Linked DNA regions of Homo sapiens: region 1 is linked to region 2. Evidence: chromatin loops called from intact Hi-C (ENCODE). Cell type or tissue: MCF 10A. All regions are shown on one strand. Links, peaks and the distances in the headings refer to the core of each region. The heading gives the core; the rest is flanking DNA. Region 1 overlaps CTIF (cap binding complex dependent translation initiation factor). Region 2 has its middle 62 kb from the start of CTIF.

Evidence for each region. Hi-C counts contacts between places; a loop is a spot of excess contacts. Peaks named below come from ENCODE experiments on the same cell type or tissue, not always from the same donor. Only the 100,000 strongest peaks of a DNase experiment are listed, where the experiment ranks them.
Region 1: a loop joins it to region 2, with 6 times the contacts of the local background. A loop is called at or near these places in 2 of 110 quality-filtered maps.

What each region holds. Positions count from the first base shown.
Region 1 is chr18:48,772,573-48,781,873 of GRCh38, forward strand. The region is part of intron 9 of CTIF (cap binding complex dependent translation initiation factor); the gene reads left to right. It overlaps LOC107985147 (a long non-coding RNA gene), which reads left to right. Exons shown (of 2, transcript XR_001753444.2): 1 at 1-3,217; 2 at 4,253-7,582. Among named protein-coding and RNA genes, the nearest start is that of CTIF-AS1, 65 kb to the right of the region's middle. RefSeq lists enhancers at 3,489-3,989, 3,990-4,490, 5,726-6,667, 6,111-6,250, 6,708-7,339 and 2 more and silencers at 6,321-6,400, 8,424-8,606. In MCF 10A, for the core only: a CTCF peak has its summit at 4,679 (motif pointing right); DNase peaks (open chromatin) are centred at 4,679 and 5,399.
Region 2 is chr18:48,471,966-48,481,266 of GRCh38, forward strand. It overlaps the pseudogene RNA5SP456 and the pseudogene POLR3GP2. Among named protein-coding and RNA genes, the nearest start is that of CTIF, 62 kb to the right of the region's middle. In MCF 10A, for the core only: a CTCF peak has its summit at 4,111 (motif pointing right); a DNase peak (open chromatin) is centred at 4,106.

The sequences.
Region 1 (9,301 bases), core at 866-8,865, 300 kb after region 2:
CACACATGGGATATCATACAATATTTTTCTTTTTGTGCCTGGCTTATTTCACTTCACATCATGGTTTCCAGGTTTATTCATGTGTCAGAATTCCCTTCTTTTTCATGGCTGACTAATATTCCATTTTATGTCTATACCACATTTTGTTTATCCATTTATCTGTCAATGGGCACTTGATTTTCTTCCACCTTTTGACTATTGTGATTCATGCTGATAGGAGCATGCATGCACAAATATCTGTTTGAGTCCCTGCTTTTGATTCTTTGGGGTATATACCTAGAAGTGGAATTGCTGGATCATATGGAAATTTTATCTTTAGCTTTTTGAGTATCTGCCAAACTGTTTCCAGGAAGGGTGTTTTTGATGGGGGAAATATCATGAACCAAGAGCCAAAGAAATGACACAACTGAGGGACAATAAGGACACTGCCTTACTGAAATTCAGCTGAGAGCTGGAGGAAGTCTATAAGGGGGACCGACTAAGAGGCAGAAGGATCTGGACTTTATAAAGTGGGACTCAGGGAGCCATTGTGGGTTCTTGAGATGTAGAGTTCCAGGATCAATTAAAAATCATAGACCAGTGTAGACTTGCAGGAAGGATCTATAGATCATCCAGTCCAACCCCCTCGTATTACAGTTGAGAGACTTGAGGCCTGGAGAGGTTGAAAGAGGCCATGAAGACATGTTGATAGGTCATAGGATGTTGGACTTAAAGATGTTTTACATCAGAGAACCAGGGGTTCTAGGTAGCCACGTGGTCTCTTGTGGAGAGGGAGCATATCCAGGCTTAAGCCTGCCCCTCAAAGACCTGAGCTGTGATGGCAGGCCTCATTTCCCTGCCCTACTCTCAGGATCCTGCTCTCTGGCCCCTGGCACATGGAACTGTGGCATTTCCACCACCACCCCCACCAGCCAGAGCCAGGAGCTGGGGTTGCCTGCCATGGGGAACTGTGCTCCCCTAGCGCTGGTCCCCTTCCTTCAGTAAGTGCCATGGTGGGCTCCAAGAGCTTCTGGGACAAGTCAGTGGGCATCTTCGAACCAGAGCCCCTGGGTGAGCAGGCTTCCCCAGGGGTACATAGCCTGCATTCCAGAGAGGGCCCCTAACATTGGCCTGTGGGCCGCTGATAGGAAGAATGGATAGAGACTCCGCACAGGGTGCCCCACCCCCGGCCCTGGTGCCCCTCACCATGCTGCTGTGGGCTTATCTCCTTGTTGCCCTTCGCCCATACCAACCTGCCTGAGCTGCGTTTCTGATGCCTATAATGAACCAGAAGGGAGTTGAGGGGACAGAGGGGGAGAGGAACAGGAAGAGGAGATGACAGGACAACTCTTTCAACAGCCAGCAGGAATGCCACACTTGGCCTTCAACCCTCCGCTCTAAGAGTATTTATACCCACAGTGTTCAGGGTGGCCAGGTTCCACCTTGTCTAGATAAAGAGCAGGCCCCCTTACGGAGACAGAGGTCTCCCCAGCTCCCCTCCAGACAGCCACCAAGAGGTCAGGAACACACAGAGTGCACGGCGCAGTGCATGGAAGGGAGGCGCTGTTGCAGGGGCAGCCATCAGTGCCTGGGTTACTCTGAGGCCAATCGGCATCATGTGAGCAATTTAAACCCATGGTGTGCCCAAAGGCCAGCTTTTCCTACTTCTAGGTCTTCCCTCTCTGGGCCCCTCTGTCCAGGAGAGGCGGATACACTCGACCAGAAGCAGAACCATGGGCACAGGGAGTCTGCGTCATGCTGGCTCAGCATGGCTCTGCCCTTGAAACCCAGAGCCTAGAATAAGGGGTCCCTGTACACCGCCAGAGTGCCTCACTGCCTCCCACCTAGAGCTCAGGTTTAAAGGCCTTCACTCGGTATCAGGGTGCAGAGCTCTGAGTCTTCAGGGAAAAACAGCGGCCTCTTTGGGGGGGACAGGGAGGAACCTGCAGGGAACGACCCTCCCTTAACCCTCTGCTGGCCCTTCCAGGACAGATCCCAGGTCCCAGAGTGAGAGAAGCTTCAGGCCACTTTGAAGTATGAGGACAGGCATGCTCAAAATCGTCCCCCCTCCAGCACCCCCTTGACAGTGCCGAGCCTGAGACCAAGTGTATTCCAGAGAAGTCTGTATGCACCCAGGTCATTCACACCTAGACCCATTAAGCAGAGAGGGCTTGGGAGCCAGCACGTCACCATGTCATGCCCCTGCCTCCCAGTTTTCCGTAGAGCAAAGGCCATACGAAAGAAGGGGGTAGCTTAGGAGGTATTTGGGGAAAGCCAGACTCCAGCTAAAGCTGGTGAATAGCTATAATCGGAATAAGTGCATTCTTGAGCAGCTGCGTATTGGAGCGCCACATATTGGACCCATACTTAGCATGGACCCCATTAGGCAACCGTCATTGCATTATTCTGAGTATTAAAAAAAAAAATGTGGCAAGGGGAGTAATATCTCTAAAGTGGGGTTCGAAGCACAGTCACCTGGAATCAGCCTTCCCTGCCATAGACCCTTCCTTTAATGCCTTACCACCTGTGGCATAAGAAATAACTCAAGCGGCCAAGAGCCAGCCACCTCCCCCTGGCTCTAGTTGTGGCGCCATGCAACTGGTTGACTCTGGGTGGATCTCAAGCGTGGCAGCCCTACACTTACTCTTCTGTTAAATGGGGTCATAATACCCATCTCCTCCTCCTGCCTACTGCACTGACATTATCATTGTTAAAATCCACTGAAATGCCTGACTTTTACCTGTGTTCCCTTAAGACTCCTCCTCCAGGAGAAACTTGTGAATTTCATAGCAGCATGTTTTTCCTTTTCCTTTTGATGATTCCATTCATTCAAGGTTCTTAGGGGAGGTCCCAGGCAGGGAAAGCGCCATGAGATGCCCACGCAGAGATTCTTCCACAAGTCCAGGGGCCCCCGGCACAGTAGGACTTGAGGTTTGGGTGCAGCACTGTAGACAGCCCAGGATCCAGCCACAAGGAAAGCTCTCCAAGGGGCCCTGGGACTGGCCTGGAGGCCCCACAGGGTTCCCTGAGCTCAGTACTGTGAAACCCCAGTGAAACAGGCACTGGCCTCTGCCTGACACATAAAGGGGGGCAGGGCCAGCTCAGCCAGAGGGCAGTTTAGGAACATCAGAGGAAGGGGCAAGCCCTGTAAGTGGAGTAGGTTGAGGAAGGCTTCCTGGAGGAGGAAGCATGAAGGAAGAGGCAGGATCTGGGTGGAAGGAAGACAACAAGAGGATCTGTAAGTGGCAGGACCCTTTGAGGGACTGGGGGTTGCAGAGGAGGATTGGGGAAGGAGGTACCGCCAGCCTGGCGGAGGGTGTCAATCAGCAAGCCCAGGGCTGAGGCTGCCCAGCCGGGCCGTGACCCCAGGTCACTGTAACCACACTGGCCCGTTCATTTTGCTGGCGCCTGCTTCTTGCCATTTCAGGCCAAGACCATATTTTCATCCAAAACTAAAACTTCTACCTCAAGAGGCGTGAGTTTCCTGCCAGCCTTGGGCCGTCTTTTGCAGGTGGCAGAGTGGGCTGCTGAATCTGCGACCCTGGCCAGGCTCCAGGGCCTCTGAACCCTGGGGTTTTGCTGAGGCAGGTGGTGTGGCACCAAGGGCCTGGCATCTGAGGCCAGAAGATACCCGCCACCCCTCCCTGGTGAGGTTACTGCCTTGTAGGAGAGGGTAGGGATGCCCACCTCCATATGCCCCCATGTGCCCCAACCAGCCCCTCTTTGTGCACCAGCTGCTTCCAGAGCTATATGGAGATGGGCGCCCACCGCCCAACCAGGCACAGAGGTGCAGTGCTCGCTGTGGGGGAGGGGGAGCATGATGCCACCCCCAGGAGCTCTGCAGGAGCCAGAGCAGGGTTGTGCAGGAGGCTGCCATGGGGCGGGTCTGCACAGCAACACTTGCTGCTTTCACCTCACTCCCCTCTGCAGAAGCCCCTTTTCCTCCCCTCCCTCAAGTGGTGGAGCAGGAGGCAGAAAGTCTGAAGCCAGCCCCTCAACTAATGTCACCGTCTGAGCCTCAGCATCCCCATAGGGGAAACGAGGGCACTGGGTCGGGTGTGGTCTGTGGGTCAGGTCTCCCCAGCCAGGCACCAGGCCCTCTCCAGCAGAGCCTGTGGCACCTCTGTCTGCCTCGCACAGCCCCTCAAGTGCCTTGAGCCTGTGAAGGTTGCAAGGAGGTCTAGGACTAGGGAGAGGCTGGAACCCACTGCGGGTGGGAAGAGAAGATGGGAGCTGCTCTGTCTGCAATCTGGCAGTTGTTTATCCCAAACAGGGAACCAGAAGCTGAGGATTTAAAGGCTCGGCGTGGGAGGAGGTGCTCTGGGCTGCAGGAGATCCGGTGGGGAGCCCCAGCCCTGCCTTTCCCTGGCTGGGCGACCTCAGGCCAGGCCTTCTACCCTGATGGTGGCTTCCTCACCCATAAAACATGGAGAGGTTAGAAGTCATTTCAGACATTCCTTCCAGCTTTGTTATCCCAAAGCAGATGCGCTAGGCAAACAGAGGGTGCCTGCTAAAATGCCTGTTGCTGACTGATTGGTTAGCGGGTTGACCAGTGCAGAGCAGGACCCATCCCCAACTCTCCCCACCCGGCGGGTCTGGCCGGCTCCTTCCCACCCGCCTGGCCCCATTTACAGAGTCTGGGGCCTGCTTGGCTTGTGTGTGCTGGCGGCAGCACCTGCTGGGTGGGCAGGGCGGCCTGCAGGGGGCACCAGTGTGCAAGGCCAGCCCTTCCTGCCTGCGGCCACCTCCCAGCATCTTGGCATCCTGGGGGCTGTCCCACAGGGAAGATTTAAACTATATGATGGTGACCGCCACCAAGCCACCCTCCTATGTGCAATTTTCAGACCCCTTGGGGTCCCAGCCCTGAGTCCAGAAACCTCAGGCTGAGAGTTGGACTAGAACCCACAGCAAGGGTCCCCTCCAGACCTCCAAAACGGGCCAGTGTAGTACTCATTCCCATTTTATACCCAAGACAACCAGGGCTCTTGGAGGCCACAGGAGGGCCACCGAGGTCTCAGGTAGCTTAGAAGGAGGACAGAGCATGGGTCCTGGATTCCCTGGGAACAGTGCCTGCCCAGAGACCCAGCTGCCCTTAGGAACGAATGAGTATCAACCAGCTGAGGCTGCATTTTCTTAAAATGCATTGGTTTGTCTAGTGTTGTTTATGTTCTTTCTCAAACAGCAGGAAGAGGTTGTGGGAAGAGCCCTGGCTGTCAACAGGCTTCTCCCATGCAGTAGGGGTGGACAGAGGGACTGCAGCCAGGGTCAAGGGCAGGCCATGGGGCGGTGGGACAGAGAGCAGGCCGCAGCCTCATCTGGCCTCAGTAGCCTTGTACAGAGGCAAAGGGGCTTCCGTGTGGGGTGTCAGCTCCTTCCACACCTGCCTGGACCCGGAAACAGGCATGCCTTGAGTCACCAGCAGTGGGCAGCCGTAGAGTCACTGTTTCAACACCGCCAATTTGTTGGTCCCACGCCTGGGGCCCCTGTGGTCATTGCAGTATGTTTTATGGAACATTCTGTGAGGATTCCTCTTGGGGTTTTTTAGCAGCCACCCGTTAGGATGTTCCTAAAGTAGAAGGCAAACAGCCCACAGGGCCTCAGAATTCTAGAAAAAATGTCTGTGCACAGCATGGGAGCCTGAGCCAGGAGGGCATTCTCAGCCATCTTCTAAGGAGCCAGGTAGAAAAATGGGGTCGATTCTATTGTAGTTACTTCCTTATTTTAGCTATTCATTCAGAAATGTTAGCTGTTCAAAGGGTATGTCATTTATCAATCAGGAGGCGGGAGCCCCAGGTCTGCAGGAGTGCAGGGGAGGATGTGAGCAGGTCAGTCACAAGCTAACTTAGAACAAGCATTCAATCCCCCAGAAAATGCACCGGGGAAAGCCACAGGCATTCCCTTTTGGTAGAAAAGGTCCCTGGTCTATCTTCATCGATGGGACTCTCATCCGGGGTTTGTACCAGGGGAACCTGGCCAGGGGATGGCCGTTCAGCCTCTGGGCATGTTGGCAGAAGGGGTAGTTCATGGTGTGCCCTGGGCACCCCATTTCTGATTTCTACCCCTGAGCCAGGAAGGCCTCTCCCATCAACCACCGTGGGACTGTGAAGCAGGTAACAGGCAGAGGTGGTGGGGGTGTCCAGGGGCCTGAGGTGGCGGTGAGGATGGGCATGGAGTACTACACTTCATTGAAATGCCAGCAGCCAGGAGGTGAGCACCTTGGGTTGGGAGTGCTCCCTGAACCCCAGAACTGGAGGCGTTCTGGGGGCATTCTCACTAGCACCGCATCGGGACACATCAGTCCAGCAGGTCGCGCTGGTCCCTGGGGAGCCCAGAATGACAGTTTGTTTCTTTTTGTTCTGGCTGACAATGATGCCACAAAGCTGTTTCAGCCCTGACTGAGAGTACAGGATCTGGACAGCCCCGATTTGAATCCTAAGTTTAATACTTCGTAGCTGTGTGGCCTGGGCAAGTGGTTTTCCCTCTCGGGGCCCCAGTTTTCCATTTATAAACTGGGGTAATAGATAATACCTGCCTCCTTTGGGTGGATGAGGCTTGAATGGTGGGGACGATGGTGTTAGTATAAACACAACATTGACTGGTGTCGCTCATGTCTGGGGGTTCCTGTCAGGGGTCCAACAGGAACACCAGTTACTCCTCCTTTGCCATTGGGCCAGCTCTCTGCAGTCACTGGCTGGATACCAGCTGTATGCATACACTGTGGGCCATAAGTATCCCTTAGACCTTTGTGGGTGGGGGTTAACAGCCCCATTTTATACATGGGGAAAGAAAGTTCCAGAGAGCTTAGGAGGTATACGTCAAGTCACGCAGCTGGTCAGTGACAGACAGAACTGGAGCCAAGTCCCTGGTACCCCACACTCTGTCTCCTCAGAACACACTGCCACCTGCATGCCCTGATTGGTCAGGAGTGCATCTGGAGGGGGTCAGTTATAAGGCTGAGGAGAGGTGACAGGGAAACGAGATAAGAAACATGCCATTTAGGTGGCCATGCTTTCAGAGCCTCCTCCCCACAGGCCAGGCCTTGGGCTCTCCCCACTGCCATCTTATGACCAAAAGAATTGAGAGACAGCTTCCCGGCCAGCGCTTAGCAGCGGGCTTGGGTCTGCTGCCTCCTTTCCTGTCTTGCCGGGGGTGGGGGAGAGTCTCCACCAAGCTGCAGACAGACAGAAGAATGGTTCCTTGTCCTCCCAAGGGGGACAAGACTTCTCCATGTCCTTCCTTCCCACTGGGCTGGTTTCCAACCCACCACCTTCATGATTCGTGAATGCAAAGAGAAGACCACTTAGATCGGTATGTTTTGCTTCCACTTGGCAGCCCTAGGTGCTGGAGGCTGCAGCTCTGGGTGAAGGTGGGCCCTGGTCTGTGGGGTATGGGCATCTGTGAGCACCATCTGCATGCAGCCCCGGAGGTCAGGTGGCAGAGTCTCCCATGACAGGTTCCAGCAGCAGAAGTCCTAAGGAAGCAGCTTGTGTCTCAGATGAGGCTGTGTACCTCCGTTGCCTGTCTAGGCTGGAGGAAGGGTGATGGCACCTTTAACTGGTCCCTTCCTTACAGATCACTAAGTGTAAGAGGCCAAGCCTGCAAAGAAAAAAAGGGAGAGGGAGAGAGGAAAAAAAACTAGAGCCTGTGCGCTATGTCATTTCTAACACTAAATGATTAAGAAGTGAGGACCCTGGGGTGTGAGCCAAGGCAGCCTGGGTTGCTCAGTCCTCTAGAAACCCTTCTAAGCTTTCCTCAGCACACAGCCCAGAGTGCTACCCGGAGAAAGAGCCACCTTGTAAATCGCTTTCTTCACTGTGCTGCTATGCCTTTCAAAACAAAAGCTAAAAACTCCTCCCACCCCCATACAACTTGATTTATCATGACCCCGTCATCTCGGTGTCCCGGTGTTAGTTCAAAATCAGGCTCAAAACTGCAAAGGCTGGAGGGAGACTGTGGGAGGGTGAGGGACACTTTATCCAGCACGTGGCACACGCACCTCTGCCGCGTCGGTTCATGCGTGTCCCTCCCTGCGAGCTTGGCGGGGCACTGTGGACACTGGGTTCTCTGCCTGATAAAGGGGGATCCTTTCATGTAGCATGCATCAAGATGCATGCATGGTGTGCTGGGCTGTCTCAGCCACTCTCCCAGGCTTCCCTCCTGCCGGTCCGCACACAAGAGGCAGCGTGCTGGGGAGCCAGTGGAATAAGGGCCCCACAGGGGCAAGATGGCCAGAGGCCATTTCAGCATGACCAGCATTTATGGATCTCCTTCTGTGTACCTAGCAGGGCAGAGTGCAGGGGTAGGGCTTAAGGAGGGGGGCGTGCTGATAGCCTCAGGAGGCCCATCTGTCCCTCCCTCTCTCCCTGGACTCCTCTGTCATCCCATCCCCTCCTAGCTGGCATGATTTTTCCTGTACTCAGATCGCAAAAGACTAGCAAGCCAATATGTTTGCTGGGGGAGTCACAGAAGGCGAAGACCCCCCCATCCCTGCCTTCACGGAGCTTCTGGCTTTGTGAGCCCCCCTCTTCTTGTTGTCAGGCTCCCAAATGACCCCAAAGGGTTTGCTTGCAAAAGTTTGTCCTCTGGACTTTGTGTTTTTCCCCATCTGCTCTACCCTCCTAGTGCCTCCTGGCTCCGGCCCCAGCGCCAGCCCCTGTCTGTCCCTGCAAACACAAGTCAGCTGTGTGTGCAGACAAAGCCGTGCGCCGCAGCGGGGGCCGGGCCTGCAGAAGGGACATTTCCAGGGAACTCTGGGGGCGGCGGCTGGGAGGGCAGAGGCGACTGTCTGATTAGCAGAGACTCGGCGTCACAGTCTAGGGCAAAGAGGGTGCGGGGGATTTGGCCGGGCCCCAGGGGCCAGTGGCTGTGGGTGGTGACCAGGGGAGGCAGCCAGGCTGGAAGAAATCTGCTGTTTGAGAAGTGGAGGAAACGGGCTGGAGAGGAGAGATAACAGCCCGTTCTCTGTGTATCTGCATGCGTCTGCCGGCGAGGGTGGCTGGAGCCGGGCGGTCTGAGGCCATATCTAGCGAGATTTTTGTTCTGGGTTGTGAAAGTGACCTATGGAGCCAGCAGCAGGGTTCAGGGCCTGGGAGAGAAGACACGTGGCCCTCCCCTCTCCTCCCCTTGTCTTGTGTTAGTCTCCCCTCCTCTCCCCCTTGTCAAACAGTAGAAAAGGGAGGGGGCATGGGGGCAGGAGAGGAAGCATTCTTAGTGCGGTAAAAGGCCTGGGTTTCGGTCTGGATTGTACCACTAATTTGACATATGAACTTGGATACTTCCCCTAATATTTCTGGCTGTCTCTGTCTCATTGGCTGTAAAATGG
Region 2 (9,301 bases), core at 838-8,837:
TGCAGTTGGCAAGTTAAGCATTCACTTAGCTATAGCCAGGTCAGCCTTGGTAAGGGAACATCCACATTGTTGGGCTTATGCACAGCTCCATCTCCACTGCCATGACCAGTTTATCCCTGAGTCCATTGAGCAAGCCCTGGGGTGGCTGGGAAAAGATGTTGACTGACATTGATAGAGTGTATTATTTGGTCCTCCTGACTACTGAAAGTCTCCTCTGATCCGCAAACGATGTCTTTTGATGAGCAATCCCATGGGACAGAAAGATCTTCACAGTCTGCCCATGCTGAGTTCCATCCACATAACTTTCCCAGACTTCCTTGTCTCTAATCCTCCAGTCGTGTTCTTTCCAAGTACCCGACCATCCGATCAAACCATTTGCAATTACTCTTGAATCAGTATAAATCCATGATATAATGTGAATGTCTGTGTTTCCTCAAATTCATATGTTGAAGACCTAACCTTCAGTGTGGCTGCATTTGGAGACAGGGCCTCTAAGGAAGTAATTAAGGTTAAATGAAGTCAAAAGGGTGGGGCCCTGATCTGATAGGATTAGTGTCCTTATAAGAGGAGACACTAGACGTTTTCTCTCTGTCTGTCTGTCTCTCTCTCCACACACACGCATGCGTGCACACACACACACGCACGCGTGCACACACACACACACACACACACAGAGAGCAAGGAAAGTCCATGTGAGGACATAGTGAGAAGGTGGCCATCTGTACGGCAGGAAGAGGCCCCTGACCAGAAACTGAATCAGCTGGAACTTGAAATTTCAGCTTCTAGAACTGTGAGAAAATTAATTTCTGTGGCTTAAGCCACTTCATCTATGGTATTTCATTATGACATCCCAAGATGACTAAGACAGATTTTTGTGTTGAGAAGCAGGGAGTTGCCATAACAAATGCTAAAACTGTAGAAGTGGCTTTGGAACTGGCTCATGTGTAGAGGTTGGAGGAGTTTTGAGGTGCATGCTAGGAAAAGCCTAGATTGCCTTAAAAGGACTGTCGGTAGAAATACAGCTGCTAAAGGTAATACTGGTGAGGTTTCAGCTGAAAATGAGAAAGAGTTTATTGGAAATTGGAGGAAAGGTGATTCTTGTTACAAAGTGGCAAAGAACCTGGCTGAATTTTGTTCTAGTGTTTTGTTGAAGGTAGAACTTACAAGCAATGAAACTGGATGTTTAGCTGAGGGCATTGCTAAGCAAAATGTTAAAGGAGTCGTTTGGTTTCTCTTTATTGCTTATAGTAAAATGAGAGAGAAGAGAGAAATTGAAAAAAATTGTTAATCAAAAAGGACCCAGAGCTTGGGCCCGGCGCAGTGGCTCATGCCTGTAATCCCAGCACTTTGGGAGACCGAGGCAGGCGGATCACGAGGTCAGGAGATTGAGACCATTCTGGTTAACACGGTGAAACCCTGTCTTTACTAAAAATACAAAAAAAAAAAAAAATTAGCCAGGCGTGGTGGCAGGCGCCTGTAGTCCCAGCTACTTGAGAGGCTGAGGCAGGAGAATGGTGTGAACCCAGGAGGCGGAGCTTGCAGTGAGCCAAGATTGCACCACTGCACTCCAGCCTGGGTGACAGAGCAAGACTCTGTCTCAAAAGACTGAAAAAAAAAAAAAAAAAAAAAGGGACCCAGAGCTTGAAGATTTGGAAAATTCTCAGCCTATGCATATTGGAAAAACAAAAAATGAAGAAGCATTTTCACCTCTAAAGAGCACACTAAGGTTGTGGCTGGCCAAACATTTGATAAAGAGATCATGGGTGCAACACATGGATTTCGCTAGCCAGCTCATAAGAGCCAGGGATAGAAGTTAGGCACTGCCAGTTTGAACTAAAGGGGACAGAGAAAGTGAGACAGGTTGAAAAAAGGCTGTTGGATATTGCGATTCTACAGAGCAGGATGGTAGAACTATTCAGTTGAGAAATATGCTTTGTCCTTCAAGAAAAGGCAACAATGACCCTGAAGGCAATTCAGAGATCATCAGGGCTCCTATCACAGAACCAAGGGGTAAGGTTGGTTTCTTCTCAGTTTCAGTAGACCAGATGGCCACCACAGAGAGCTGTGCAGGTGAGGTTGCCACAGAGAGTGGTGAGGTGATGCTGCCACTCCAGTGGGCTGGGATGGGGGGTGGACAGAGCACTGAACCAAAGAGGATTATTCTCAACCCCTAAGATCTAATGGAATTTGCCTTGCTAGGTATTGAACTTGCTTGGGACCTGTCACCCCTTTCTTCTGATTTCTCCCTTCTGGAATGGGAATGTTCATCCTATGCCCTTTCCACCGTTATATTTTGGAAACACATAATAGTCGGGTTTCACAGGTTCATAGCTGGTGAGTAGTTTTGCTCACAATGAATTGTAGCTCGATTTTCATCCATACCTGATTTTGATGATATTTAGTTGAGATTTTGGTCTTTAGAACTAGAGTTGATGCTGGAATGAATTAAGACTTTTGGGACTGTTGGAATGGAATGAATGCATCTGCATGTAAGAAGGGCATGAACTTTGTGGGAGGCAGAAGTGGAATGAAATGAGCAGAATATCTGTATCCCCTCAAAATTAACATATTGAAACTCTACCCCAAATGTGATCGTATTTGGAGATGGGGTCTTTAGGAGATCATTAGCATTAGTTGGGGTCCTGAGGATGGGGCTCTCATGAGGAGACATCAAAGAGCTTGCTATCTCTCTTTCTCTCCCTGTACAAGCACAAGGAAGAGGTCACGTGAGCACCCAGAGAAACAGTAGCTACCTGCAAGACTAGAGAACAGTCTGCAGAATGAAACCTCCCTGGCTGGCACCTTGAGCTTGGACTTCCTGGCCTCTAGAACTTTGAGAAAATACATTTCTGTGGTTTAAGCCACCAAATCTATGGTATTTTGTTATGCAGCCCAAACAGACAAATACAGACACATACTCTATGACATATTTATAAAAAGGTTTAAAACATACAATTTTACCATATGTTGTTTAGGAACACACACATATGTAATAATAACATAAATACATCCATGGGAAGTATAAACACCAAATTTAGGAGAGTGGTTCTTTTTGCAGGGTAGGGGAAGGGGAAATGCAACTGAAGGAGGGCCAGGAAGCCTCAACTATATTTGCTATTTTATTTCCTAAGGTGAATGCTATGTCGTTTTCTAAATCTTTTTTATGTCACAAGAATATTTTTAAAAGAAAAGATTGGCTCCTCGTAACATCATCAAGGCACTGGATCAAATCTTACCAAGTTATATGAGCCAACACACCCCATAATTGTTTCAGCCAGTAGGAGTATAATTTGTTTGTTGTTGCAGTCAGAGGCTCATCAGAAATCTTGTCTTCTCCATGAGGCCTCACCTAACTACTGCAGATCTGGAATAGCCCTGTCTCTCACCTGCTATAAACTACGATGGCTTTCACTTGGTTCAATATTGTGTGGATTTATTCCCTATTTATTTCATGTGCGGTTATCCACCATAAAATCATAACAATAACAACAATAGCTACCATTTATTGGGTGCTTCCTGTGTGTCAACAACACAGTGCTTAACTTTGTCACATCCAAGTACTAACCAGGCCTGACCCTGTTTAGCTTCTGAGATCAGACAAGTTCGGGTGCATTCAAGGGGGTATGGGCATAGACTCAGCACTTCGCTTTCTACATCCATCATTTTAAACCATCCTCACTATTACTAACTCTGTTTTTGCACACAAGGAAACTGGAGCTCAGAGATGCTAAATGATTCATCCGAGGTCACACAGCAAAAAAAGTGCCAAGTCCAATCGTTTTCTGCCAACTCCTCAAAGCAGAAAACTGTCTGCTTTCCTACATCCCCCACCACGACCTGAGGCTAGGTCCACCCGTGTGAGCTGATACAGCAACAGACTCTTTGTCCCCAGAGGTTGTTCAGAACAGAGCCTTGGTGACAAGGACCAGCTGCAGGGTGGATGAGCAGGGCTTCCCATTGGTGAAGGCTGCCCTGGCATGGCTCGAGAGAGCCTGTTGGCCTCATTGTGCACTCATGGGCCACAGTGGTTCCATCCTCCGGGTCTCCACCTGATCCCAGACACAGGCACTCAGACTTGCTGGAGCACTTGCTATCAGCTCCCACTAGGTGTCTCTGTTACTTTATTTTTTGTGTGCCAGAAGGCAAACCAAGGCCACTTACTTAAAACTATTCAAATCCAGATAAACGGGCTGCCTGGAACTCTGTGGTGGCCTCAGAGAAACCAGACTTCTACAGTCAGAACCTGTGGGCTTGAGAAGGAGAAGATAAAATAGCTTACATTTACTGAAGGCCTTTTGCACATCAGCCAGTTTACATACTTTAATATTAACAATAGTTAACACTAAGTAATGTTTTGTATGCACAAGGCACTCTCATGTGCTTTTTGCAAATATTAATGCACTCATACCTCATAACAACCCATAAGTACAGAGGTACGAAGGGTTAAGTAACTTGCTTAAGGTCACACAGCTAGTACACAGCATGGTCATTTGGATCATTCAGGTCTCATAACTACCCTGCAAAATACATGTTGTCATCCCTATTTTACATATGTGGAAACCAGGCTCAGAAAAAGTAAGAGGCACAATGTTATACAGCTAGACAGTGGCTGAAGCAGAATTCAAACTTAGGTCTATTTGACTCAGGTCAAAATATGAGTTGGCCCCATTCCCTGAGAAGGAATGAAGACCAGATCATAGGTAGGATCCTGTGTCCTTGACCCCATGTGGGTCACACACACGGCTCTGCAGACTCCACAAAGGACTGTGCAGACCCACTTCTCTGTAGACAGGGCTGAGATGTTCTGAATTCTACCAGGAATTGCTTTGAAAGTAAGGGAGGGGCGACAAAATATCATCTTTGCATGTAAAACCCCTCTACGGATGTATAGAGAGAAGCAACTCCCCACTCCAATTCAGGAGGATGAGGGAGAATTGACTTAGAGGGGGTAGGTTTTGGTTAAAGCCAGCAGAGGTTGCCATAGGTGGGATCTGAGGGTATCTGTGGAAGGCCTCAAAATTGCTCCCTTTAGACTGGTTGGCTTCACTGCTGAATTCTACGAATTTTAAAGAACTAATACTATTTTTTTCTGCAACTATTCCAGAAAATTGAAGGCAAAGGAATTCTTCCAAACTCATTCTACAAGACCAGCATTACCCTGATGCCAAAAGCAGACCAGGACACAACTAAAAAAGAAAACTATAGGCCAAAATTCCTGATGAACATAGTTGCAAAATTTCTCAGCAAAATACTAGCAAACTGAATCTAACAGCATATCAAAAAGATTACATACCATGATCAAGTTGCAAGGATATTTCAACATATGAAGATCACTAAATGTGATACATCATCAGAATGAAGGACAAAACCATACGATCATTCTAATAGATGGAGAAAAATGCTTGATAAAATACAACATTAATTCATGATAAAAACTCTCAACAAACTAGGTATAAAATGAACATACCTCAAAACAATAAAGGTCATATATGACAAACCCACAGCTAACATATTAGTACTAATTTTATACCGAATGGGGAAATGTTGAAAGCCTTTCCTCTAAGATCTGGAACAAGATAAGGATGCTCACTTTCACCACTGTTATTCAACATAGTACTTCAAGTCCTAGCCAGACCAATTAAGCAAGAGAAGGAAATAAAAGGCATCCAAATTGGAAAGGAGGAATTCAAACTGTCCCCGTTTACAGGCAATATGATTTAGAAAAACCTAAAAACTCCACCAAAAAACTGTTAGAACTAATAAACAAATTCAATAAAGTTGCAGGATACAAACTCAACATACAAAAAGCAGCAGCATTTCTATTTGCCCATAATGAACAATCTGAAAAAGAAACCAAGAAAGCAATCCCATTTACAATAGCTAGGAAAAAAAATACCCAGAAGTAAATTTAACCAGAGGTGAAAAATCTCCATAATGAAAACTATAAGATACTGATGAAAGAAAATTGAAGAGCATACAAAAAATGAAAAGATATTACATGTTCATAGATTAGAAGAATTAATATTGTTAAAATGTCCATACTGCCAAAAGTGATATACAGATTCAATGCAATCCCTATCAAAATACCAATAACATTCTTCCCAGAAACAGAAAGAACAACCCTAAAATTTATATAGAACCACAGAAGACCCTGAATAGTCAAAGCAATCCTGAGCCAAAAGAACAAAGCTGGGGATATCACACTACCTGACTTCAAAATATACTACAAAGCTATGGTAACCAAAACAGCATGGTGCTGGCTTAAATACAGACACATAGACCAATGGAAAAGAATAAATTAAGAACCCAGAAATAACTCTTTGGCCCTGAGGTCCTACAAGAGGCCAGAGGAGTACAGGTACTCAGGGAGGCTGTGCAGCCCCAGGCCTGTATCAATCACCACGTCCTGCTTGGAGCCATGCACCAGCCAAATGTTGGCATGGTTGCCCGACTCATAGAAGTGTTCTTGAATTCAAAAGATACTACCACCTGGAGACTTGTGGGTGTACCACTTGAGCGCCAACATGCTGGGCATGGGTGCAGCCAGGCAGATGCCTTTCAGAATTTGCCCACTCGTCTAGTATAACTAGATCTGATGGCTGGGAATAAAGGAAGAGGAGGATGTGCTGCTCATACCTTTAATACTGAGGCTGTTGGATTTAGCAAAGGTGAAAAGTTACCTTATGTAGTGTTGAAACCACCCCCACTATTTCCTGATGCAGATTATAAATCAGTGCCACTGAAAACAGAAGATGAAGAATACATGCTGGCTTTGAAACAGGAGTTGAGAGAAACAATGAAAAGAATGCCTTATTTTATTGAAACACCTGAAGAAAGACAAGATATTGAAAGGTATAGTAAAAGATACATGAAGGTATATAAAGAAGAATGGATACCAGATTGGAGAAGACTTCCAAGAGAGATAACGCCAAGAAATAAATGTAAAAACACAGGCCCAAAACCCGAAAAGGCAAAAGACGCAGGCAAAGTCACCTCACTAATACTTCAGATGTGTTGAAAAAAATTGAGGAATTGGGAAAGAAAGGTGATGGTGAAAATTCAGAAGAGGAAAATGAAAAGGAAGAAGGAAGCAAAGAGGAAAGTAAAGAAGGTGATGATGACGATGACGATGATGCTGCAGAACAGGAGGGATATAATGAAGAAGAGCAAGAAGAGGAAAATGACTACATTAATTCATAATTCGAAGATGGAAATGATTTTGGCCCAGACAGTGATGACAACATGGATGAAGCAACCTATTAGGCATGAAATTTTTCAAAAAGTATTTTTATGATGCAGCTTCTGAACATTTGGACAGATTTGTTTTGTATTTTTTTCTGATAAGGAATAAGTATTTTTGTTTTTTTTTTTTGGACAAATATTTGTTACCAAAATATTCAAAACCACTTTGAGTTTACACACTAATTACCTTACAAATTAGTCCCTGACACTCTGACCTTCCTTCTAAACACCTCTGCCATCTCTCTTATGTACTCTTGTGGGTTTTTTTGTATTATTTGAATAGGAATGTGCCTAAAGAATTTTTGCTCTCTTAATCTATGTATACATACTTGAAGAAATCATGCTTGCTTAACTGCTGATTTTTTGTAAAACTATTACCAGTCATAGTGGATTTCTGTAACCTGAAAGTTGATATAATACAGCACATGGAGCACTTTAAAAACAAACTTGAAAATAATTTTATTTTTTACTTTTACATGGTATGTTCTAGACTACTGCATTATGACTACATAAACCAACCTGGGCTTTTATAAGTACAGAATTGTGAAATAGAGGTTTTGTGATGGAAAACATAGACACAGGGAAAAATACCAAACTGAGCAATATAAATTTCACGGCTCACATCTTAGCCAGTACAAAGAAATTTTCACATGGGGTGAATATTATAAATACTGGAACTGGGGACTAACTTAATACTGTATGATGTATGAATTAATTATTCCACTGTAATAACTGTGACATCTTCAAATAGTTGGGCTTATGAAAAATTTGACTAAGACATTTTAATTTTAAACTTTATGTAAATGTGAAATAAGTTCTGGTCATATAAATATCACTGTAGAATGCATGTGTGTGAACTCTATGAAGTGTGGTGGCCTTTTATGTTTCAGAGTACTCAAGCTGTACAATTGATTTATATAAACATGCAAGATGAACTCAGGTCATTTTGAAATTAAGATTAATTTTTTTGTTGTTTAAAGCTAGCTCCCCTAACTTTATATATTTTTTGGGAAAAAAAAATACCTAAAAACCTCAACCTAAAAAGACTCACAAATGCCAAACATTTTCAAGGAAATTTATATTATATATTTCAAAAATGATTTATCAATGTTATCTACCAAAATAAATACTTTTATTTTTCCCCTTTGGGAAGATATCATTATCCTCTAATGTGAGAATCAGATCCCTAGATTCTATTTCTACCTGTACTATTAAACTCAACCTTGAGCCTGGAAAAAAAAAAGAACCCAGAAATAAATTAATGTATTTACAGCTAATGGATTTTTGACAAAGACACCAAAAACATACATTGGGGAAAAGACAGTCTCTACAATACATGTTGCTAAGAAAGTTAGATATTTGTATGCAGGAGAATGAAACTAGAACCCTATCTCTCACTGTATACAAACATCAACTGAAAATGGATTAAAGACTTAAATCTGAAGACATGAAACTACGAAACTACTAGAAAGAAACGTGGGGAAATGCTTCCTGACGTTAGTCTGGCCAAAAATTTTTTTTAACAAGATCTCAAAAACACAAGCAACAAAAGCAAAATAGATAAATGGGATTCTATCAAACTAAAAAGCTTCTGCACAGCAAAGGAAACAATCAATAGAGTAAAGTGACAACCTGTAGAAGAGTAGAAAATATTTGAAACTGTGCATCCAACAAGGGATTAATAAGCAGGACACATGGAACTCAAACAACTCAACAGCAAAAAAGCAAATAACCAGATTTTAAAATGAGCACCTGAGCTGGTGATTGTGTGCCTGCAGTCCCAGCTACTTGGGAGGCTGAGGCAGATAGTTGTTCGAGCCCAGGAGTTCAAGTCCAGCCTGGGCAACAAAGCAAGACTCTCATATTCAAAAAAAATAAAAGGGCAAATGATCTAATAGACATTTCTCAAAAGAAGAAAACCAAATGGCCAACAGGTATATGAAAAATGCTCAACATTGCTAATCATTAGGAAAATGCAAATCAAAACCACAATGAGATATCCTGATCAAAAAGACAAAAAAATAACAAACGTTGGCAAGCATGCAGAGAAAGGGGAACT